Regions from separate parts of the Mus musculus genome. Here region 1 is linked to region 2. Evidence: chromatin contacts called from ENCODE Hi-C or POLR2A ChIA-PET data. All regions are on one chromosome and are shown on one strand. Each heading gives the region's core, a stretch centred on a gene start or an enhancer-like site at or near the end of the contact. The rest is flanking DNA. Distances are from core to core; before and after follow the strand shown.

Region 1 (3,793 bases), core at 616-3,115, 58 kb before region 2:
TAGTCTGTCTGTGACCTCTTACAGGTTGAGTTACAAGCAAGTGTGAAATGGCTTGTTACATGGGTGCTGGGATCCAAACTTTGGTCTTCATGATTTCAAAACAAGTGTCTTTAACAGATGAACCTCCCTAGCCCATTACAAGTACTCACTATGTAAGCCAGGCTGGTCTTAGTCCAGTCTTCCTGCCTCAGCCTTCAGAGTGCTGGCATTACAAGTATATATCACCATGTCAGATCACACACTGGGCTCCAAAATTCCACTCAAAGCCTTCCACATCTGTCCCCTAATGGCATTATTTGCCCTAAGAATCCCACTGCCATACAAGTCTGCTCATCATCCAATGCCTGTAGCTATCATTCCTACCAGCAGCTGAATCCAGGCAGGTAACAATGTCCACATTTAGAAACATCTTCGAAAAAGGACTTCTAAAACCAGCTTTCCACTCTCCAACCAAACTAAGATCCCACTAGAGACTAACCACACAGAGATAGACCCATGCTCTGCAAATAATTTGATCTCTACATATTCAGCAGGGAGTTGAGGCCAATCTCCTGGTTCCTCAAATGAAACCCATCTGATTCCCACCACCATACTATATAGAGCTCGGTCACAGCCTGGGTTTTAAGCTACACGGTTATCTGCAGGGTAGACTCACAAAAGAGGCCTATAGCAGATCTGAGGACAGTGTGGCTCATCAGCTCCACAGGGGATAGAAAATGAACGACAGCAAGGGACTGGACACCAGATGCACCACACATAGATTTCATTCTCTCACTCAACATCTGCCACAGTAGGCAAAACAGTAAATGATGTCCTTCATTCATCACACTCCCAAGCCATAGAAAGACAAAAACATCCCTGACTCGTGAGCCAGACGATGTCGTGGACTTGTGAACTCAAAAGGAAAAGGATACAGGGTAGCTGGGCCCAAGACTGCATCTTTTTCTGGAGCTGAGACAGGTCTCAGAGAGACTACACCAGTGTGACGCTCTGAAGAGGTTGAGGGAACTAAGGTGTTCACAATACTGTGACTAAAACAGAACCAATACCAATGAAGAGGAGTCAAGGGTGAGTCAAGAAAACATATATGAAGGGAGACGGCTGAGAGAGATGCACACCGTTTAGGAGATGATGGTAGCCATCTTGTACCCAAGTCCAAAAAATGCCATGAGAAAGGGGGGGGGGGGGAGGTGAAACCAAGAGGAAGAGGCTAAATGGGGGAAAAAGAGGACTGAGGACTGAAGTCGAATACTGAAAAGCTAAAGGGAGCACGGATACATGGGGCAGGGTGTCCTGTGTGCTTAGCTCACTGTCCAAGAAGCCTCAATCTGGATGAATTTGCAGACAGCAAGGTGATGGGGCAGGGAACTGGGAAAGTTAAAGACAGAATTTTCCCGTTCAACACACGGGTCCTAGTTTCCTACTCTGTGTTAGGCACTATGATAGATCTGATGTGGGTAGAAATTCACACGGATCTTGCCCCAGAGGCCATGGATACAGGATGGGAAACAAAAAACAGACACGGGTTTTGAAGGATGAGTAAGTTAGCCAAGCTGTCAACACTAATGGGTAAAGAGTTCAGAGCACAGCACTCTAGGAATGAACGGGAAGAACAGGAAGGCAAGCGGCGAGCTGAGCCCGGCGCTAAGAAGCGAGAAGCATGCGGCCGCCACATCCCGGCCCCCTCCCTCCCGGGCCCGCCGCTCACCACACACACACACACACGGAAGCTCTTGGTCCACCCCTACAACGGTCCGGCCAGCACTCGGGCCGCCCAGTCGCGTTCCACCACGACGCCAGCAATTTCAGCCAATCGGAGATGGTCTCTGCCCTCCTCTGCCTGGACAGCCAATAGCGGCATGCCGAGACCGGAAGTTATTCCAGCCGGCTGGTGTTTCCACGGACGCCCAAGAGGTACCGGTGGCTGAACTTGGGGGTGCTGACTGGTGGGGCCGAAGTGGGGGCCGCCGGTAAGTGAGGAGGGGGTGGTCACTGCGCCGGGAGCGAGGGAGGGATGCCGAGGTGGCGCCGGGGCCTTCGGTTGACGCCCCGGCGCCGCGCCCCGAGGATCCAGCTCGGAACCGGGCTGTCTGTTCTCTGGGCACCTGTACCACGAGGGACCGGGAGGCTGCGGCGGCGCCGCCCACCCAGCCTGTCATCGTTTCCCACCGCCTGGGCTTTGCCCTGTAGGATCTCTTTGCCCTGTACGAAGTGTTTGTAAAGCCCCTGGTGCCCGTTTCACAGATGAGGAATCCTAAAGAGAAGCAGAGAAGGAACGCTACTTGCCCACGGTTTTATGATAGCACACCAAGCTCTATGTCCAACATTAAAAGCCTATCTTTCCGCTGCAGTGCACAACTTCAGAGCAAGGCTGCTTCGGGAAGGCAGTGATGTACAAAGCGATATGCCCGTCCTATTTGTCGCTACACTACACACAATTGCAATGATGCTGTGGGGGCGGGAAAGGAAGAGGGTGGGGAGGTCATATGGCGGTCAACCTGAAGAAAGGGACAGCTGATGCAATGCAATGACAAGTAGCTCCGGGCTCTTGAGAGTTTGGTTGGCCTCAGCCGCCTCCTCCCACGGCCCAAGTAGCTAGCCAGTGGCTGGACTTGCTCTTGAAGAAAGCTGGGCAAATGGCTCAAATGCTTTTGGGAACCTGAGTGATTTCTAGGAAACCCCTCAGTAAGTGAAACTGAAAGGGTGTGGCAAAGCAGATAAGAAAAACAATAGTCTCTTCTAAAAAAAAAAGAAAAAAAAAAAGAAACAAACAAAGAAACTGAAAGGGGAAGAGGAGAGTATTAAAGACCTCCACCCTGGCTGGGCAGTCTCATATGTTCAGCTGTCCAGCTTGAGCACCCTTGGACTACACAGCCAGGGTACGTATTGCCTTCTCTGCTAGGCTAGCAGCGTGTTTTCTGTTGTTGCAGTGGTTTGGTTTGGGTCACCTACCTCATATGAGAGCATTGAAGACTTGAGGAGGGTGTGTGTCTGGATTGGGATGTTGTGCATGTATTTCATCTAGTTGACTCAGGTTCAGGTGATGCCCTGGTTTTGAGTAGATGTGGTGGGTGCCCAGTGACCTGTTTGCATTCAGAGCTTGCCCTTCAGCATCTTCAAAGCTCCGGTTGATCTGGCCTCCTTAAGTGGTCAGTGTCTGAATACGTTGACATTCTTATTGTGACAACAGAGTCTGTAATGTCTGTCTTTGTAAATTAGTGTCTTTCTCTTTTAAGGTAGTATTCATAGGGCTCGGCTTGTAGTTCAACTGTTAAAAGGCTAACTTGGCATGTTCCAGGCTCTGGGTTCAATCTCCAATGCCTTTAGTTGGGAAAATAACCTTTCATTAACTAGACCACCATCATCTATCCCCAAGTTTTGTCTTCTGCGATCATGTCAATCTGCAACTATTGTTATCTACTCTTTGAGACTACAGTTCCAAGGTATCTAGAAAGTTTCCTAGGCCACCTTCTTTCCAAGCTGCCCCTAAAATCGTGTTGCTTTCTTCCCTCAGGCTGCAGAGACTGTGTGTCTTCCCTGTGATGGTTTCCTTATGGTCTAAATCCTTCTCTTTCCTATATGCTCACAGATAATGGGCCCCCTTTCTTTACAAGACTACTGTGTCATCTAGAACAGTGCTATTTTTCCAAATGAGCCATAGATTAAAAGGCCTGCAAAGGAGAGTTACGGGTGGAGGAGCCTTTGTAGGCTTCTCGTCAGAGGCCTGCTGTGAGTGCTCTGGAATAGGCGGTTTGACTTCTTACAATCCCAGTGCTTTTGTTACAGGGGATAA
Region 2 (3,349 bases), core at 93-2,592:
GGGTATTCTTATGGCTGTGTCCCTGCAGGAGGATTGCTGGGGTTAATGGCAAAGGCCTCAGGAGGGATCCTACAATCACCCCAGTTCCAGTGTGTACTTCCTTCTTCCTCTTACCACCTGCCTTTAGAAGGCATCCAGATGACTCAAAGCCTGTGGAGATCAAACCCAGGTCTCCAGACCCCTAGTTCAGGGCCCAGTAGCCACCACAAGCACTGGACTAGGGGTCAGCAGGCCTGGACTTGGGTGTCGGCTTCACGAAGGGTCCATTCAATTCCAAGGATAAACACCACCTCTCAAACAACACTGGGGTCCCTGGTCTCAGAGCTGCCCCTCCATCAGATCTGCCATCCCACAACTCCGCGCCCAGTTTAGGGAGGGGAGAGGCAAGAGCAGAGTTCGAGTAACCACAGGAGTCTGTTACTCCACTCTCAGCTTAAAAGAAAGTCACGACCAGCAGAGGCCCGGTAAGTGATGGCTGTATCCATCACTTGGACTTGCTTCCAGACTCCTTGCTGTTGTAGATATTACCAGCAACTGGGGGGGTGGGGGGCGGCGCGTCGGGTTCTTAGCCCACCTCAACTTTAATGCTCTCCAAGCCTGGAATATCTGCTTGCTCCTTGTCCTGCACCTAGCTCACCCTGTCCCAAGGCCCAGAGCTGCAGTCAGATGCCCGCGCCCCTGATCTGGCCTGCTGGCGGCTCCCAGGAACACGTCGGGCTTGGCGGCACCCTTCCATCCTCAGGCCCCATCCACAGGCCCCTTCTGTTTGAAAACGTTTCTACGTCCTTCAAACTCAAGTCCCTGTCTCTGCCTGGGTGCACTGGGTCCTCAGTACTCCTGCGCGTTCGCTTAAGAAGATCCGGGGCCTCAGAGGCCCCTCCAAGTGGGCGGTCGTTCTCGAACTTTCCCAGCAAGCTGAGTCCAAGACCAAAGTAGGCCTTGGGAGAGTCGCGGCGTTCCACGTGTGCACTCGCCACTGTGTCCTCTTGACACAGGCAAGGACGATGAGGTTGAGCAGGAGAGTCGCATCCAAATACCGTGAGGGGTCCGAGGATTGAAGCAGATCGAGCGCCGCCCTTCGGACCGTGCGGTTGGGAGGTTCTGGGCTCCAGTGTGCAGTGTGCCCACCGCACTGCCCCTTCCTTGCGCCGTGCGGGCGGGCCCGAGAAGCACAGTCTTTGTCTACTGAGCCGGGAGGCACCCCCGCCCGCCGCGCCCGAGGCCACACCTTCCAGGCGCGCCCAGCCAATGAGACTTGGCGGCGGCACCCGGAGCACGGGGTGTGTCCGTGCCTCGCTTACCGATTGGTTGCGCTCTGCCCCCGCGGGGGCTGAGGCCGACGGGGCGGTGCGAGCGGTGCGAGGTGAGGCCCGGCAAGCTGGACGCCAGGGGAGTGCTTTTCTAGGAGTCGCCATCCAGTCGCCTCCCCGACCCGGCTGCGCGCCCGGAGGCCAGATAGCAGGAGTCGCGACGGCCAACCGCGGGCCGGGCCCGAGGAGTAGTAAGACACAGCCGGCTCGCCGGGCCGGGCCATGGCGCTCGACTTCCTGGCTGGATGCGCCGGAGGTAAGGAGATGACCGGCATGCCAGGCGGGCGTTCTGGCTGGTACGCGGCGACAGGTGTCTTCTTGACCCTTCCGTGCGCACTGAGTGCAAGGTCTGGGGATCCTGGCAGCACCGCGGCTTGGCCGGAGGCAGGGACAGAACAGAAGGATGCGGGCGCGCAGCCTACTGATCCCTTCCCGCAGCTGTCTGAGCGAGGCTGGTGACACCGCGCGACCTCCTAGAAGGCTGGCCCGACCCCAGGCGCCCAGCACTTCCCATGCATTGCTTTAAGCTGCTGGAGGGCTCAGGAGAGGAGGAGGCGGTCCACCGGGTGGTCAAATAAATGGTCATGTCAACCTGACTGAAGAGCGCTCGAAGCTGAGAGCAGGCTAGGTCTGCCCATGACACTACCGTGCGGACCTGTTGAACGTTTAGTGCCTTTCCTTTTGCCTAGAGGATTAGTTTATTTACTAAGTATTAAATAGAGCCTGGTTTAGCCGCTGGGATTCCAGGTGAATCGACTGAGGTGGTAGTGGTCTGGCTGGTTATATGTTCAGCTCTGAGGCCCAGACCTGGCTCCTCATCCACCTGTCCTGCTGTCTTCATCCTTCATAGCCCTACCCGGAAAGGTCTCTCCTGGAACAGTGATAGGCTGGAGTTGGCCTTAGGTGCTTAATCCGTGCTTGCTTCTTCCTGGATGGAGAACATTGCTGTCTGGCAGAATGCCTTCCCTGAGCAGTGACGTACCCTCTAGGTGCTTGAGAACCACCAGACTGTCACCAAGTCTTTCTTCTGTAAGCTGTGGGAAGGCCACAGAGATTTCCACAAGCAGGTGGAGAATTAGAGACCCAGAAAGAGCCCCATGCTAGCCCCAGCTGTAACAGGGCAGGTGAGGGCATCTTCAATGGCCAGGACTCCTGCCGTGGCCAAGACCCCCTTGTACTGCAGTTTCCCCAGGGCCAGAGTTACCTCCATTTGTAGCCTGGGATATACAGTTGATCTGGGGAGCATATATTCACCCTGAGGCCAGGCTTGCATAGAGACTTTGAGCACCCCCACTGTCCCACAAGCCCATGGGCACTTGCTCAAGTAGGCCCTCCCTGCCTGGGATACCCATCTGTCTTCAACCAGCCTGTCTCAGGGTGGTCATGTGCCCTGTCTCCAGCCTGGTCTGCATTCTCACCCAGGGTGTGTAGAGAGTGCCCAACTACGTGAAGTCAAGCACTGACTTCATGCACGTCTGAGGTTTCAGCTGAATAGAGGTGGAGGTCACCAACAGAGTAAGATTCATCATCTAGTAAGGAAAGAAATGGGGCGTGGAGTGGGAAACACACACTTAGCCTCTCTGATTTGGTAGGGCAGCTGCGGGGCAGACAACAGTCTGCTTGTGCCCCAGGCTTGCCTTCCAGGTTCCCAGCTCTGCTCAGTGCATGCTGTCAGACAAGCTTCAAGACACGTGGGGATTGGGCCTTCTAATGTATCCGCTTGGTTCCTTCTGGCTTTGGTCCTTTCTCTCTGAAGGACAGGATGATGGTGCGGCCTCTTTCTAGAGGAAGAACATACCATGGGTGTGCCTGCATGGCCCAGGACACATCCTATCCTGCTTTTAAACTCTCTGAAAGAATGGCAAGCACCCTGACTTGACTGGTTTCTGGTAGAAAGCTGTCTGGTAGAAGGATGGGAATACCTGTGGTCTCTCCCTGTTGTGAGGGAACGGGTCTCAAATGTGGAGGCCACAATAGCCCCTTGGTTCTGGATAGGGCATGGGTCAATGTGACAAAAATGCCAGATCACTAGGTAGTGT

Evidence for each region. A loop is a pair of places that touch in the nucleus more often than their neighbours do. ChIA-PET counts read pairs that join two places held with the same protein, here RNA polymerase II (POLR2A).
Region 1: a map of heart shows a loop between it and region 2 (3-fold over the local background). The contact joins the promoter of Wars here to the promoter of Slc25a29 in region 2. A Hi-C loop is called at or near these places in 6 of 37 maps with a recorded cell type or tissue (T-helper 2 cell, gastrocnemius and heart). POLR2A ChIA-PET finds 5 or more read pairs at or near these places in 3 of 5 experiments (Patski and embryonic stem cell).

What each region holds. Positions count from the first base shown.
Region 1 is chr12:108,892,246-108,896,038 of GRCm38, reverse strand. It overlaps Wars (tryptophanyl-tRNA synthetase), which reads left to right and starts at 1,865. Exons shown (of 10, transcript NM_001164314.1): 1 at 1,865-1,970. It overlaps Wdr25 (WD repeat domain 25), which reads right to left and starts at 1,767. Exons shown (of 7, transcript NM_177602.3): 1 at 1,726-1,767.
Region 2 is chr12:108,833,869-108,837,217 of GRCm38, reverse strand. It overlaps Slc25a29 (solute carrier family 25 (mitochondrial carrier, palmitoylcarnitine transporter), member 29), which reads left to right and starts at 1,342. Exons shown (of 4, transcript NM_181328.3): 1 at 1,342-1,566. The coding sequence starts at 1,533. Mir345 (microRNA 345) reads right to left here and starts at 245; the gene lies at 150-245.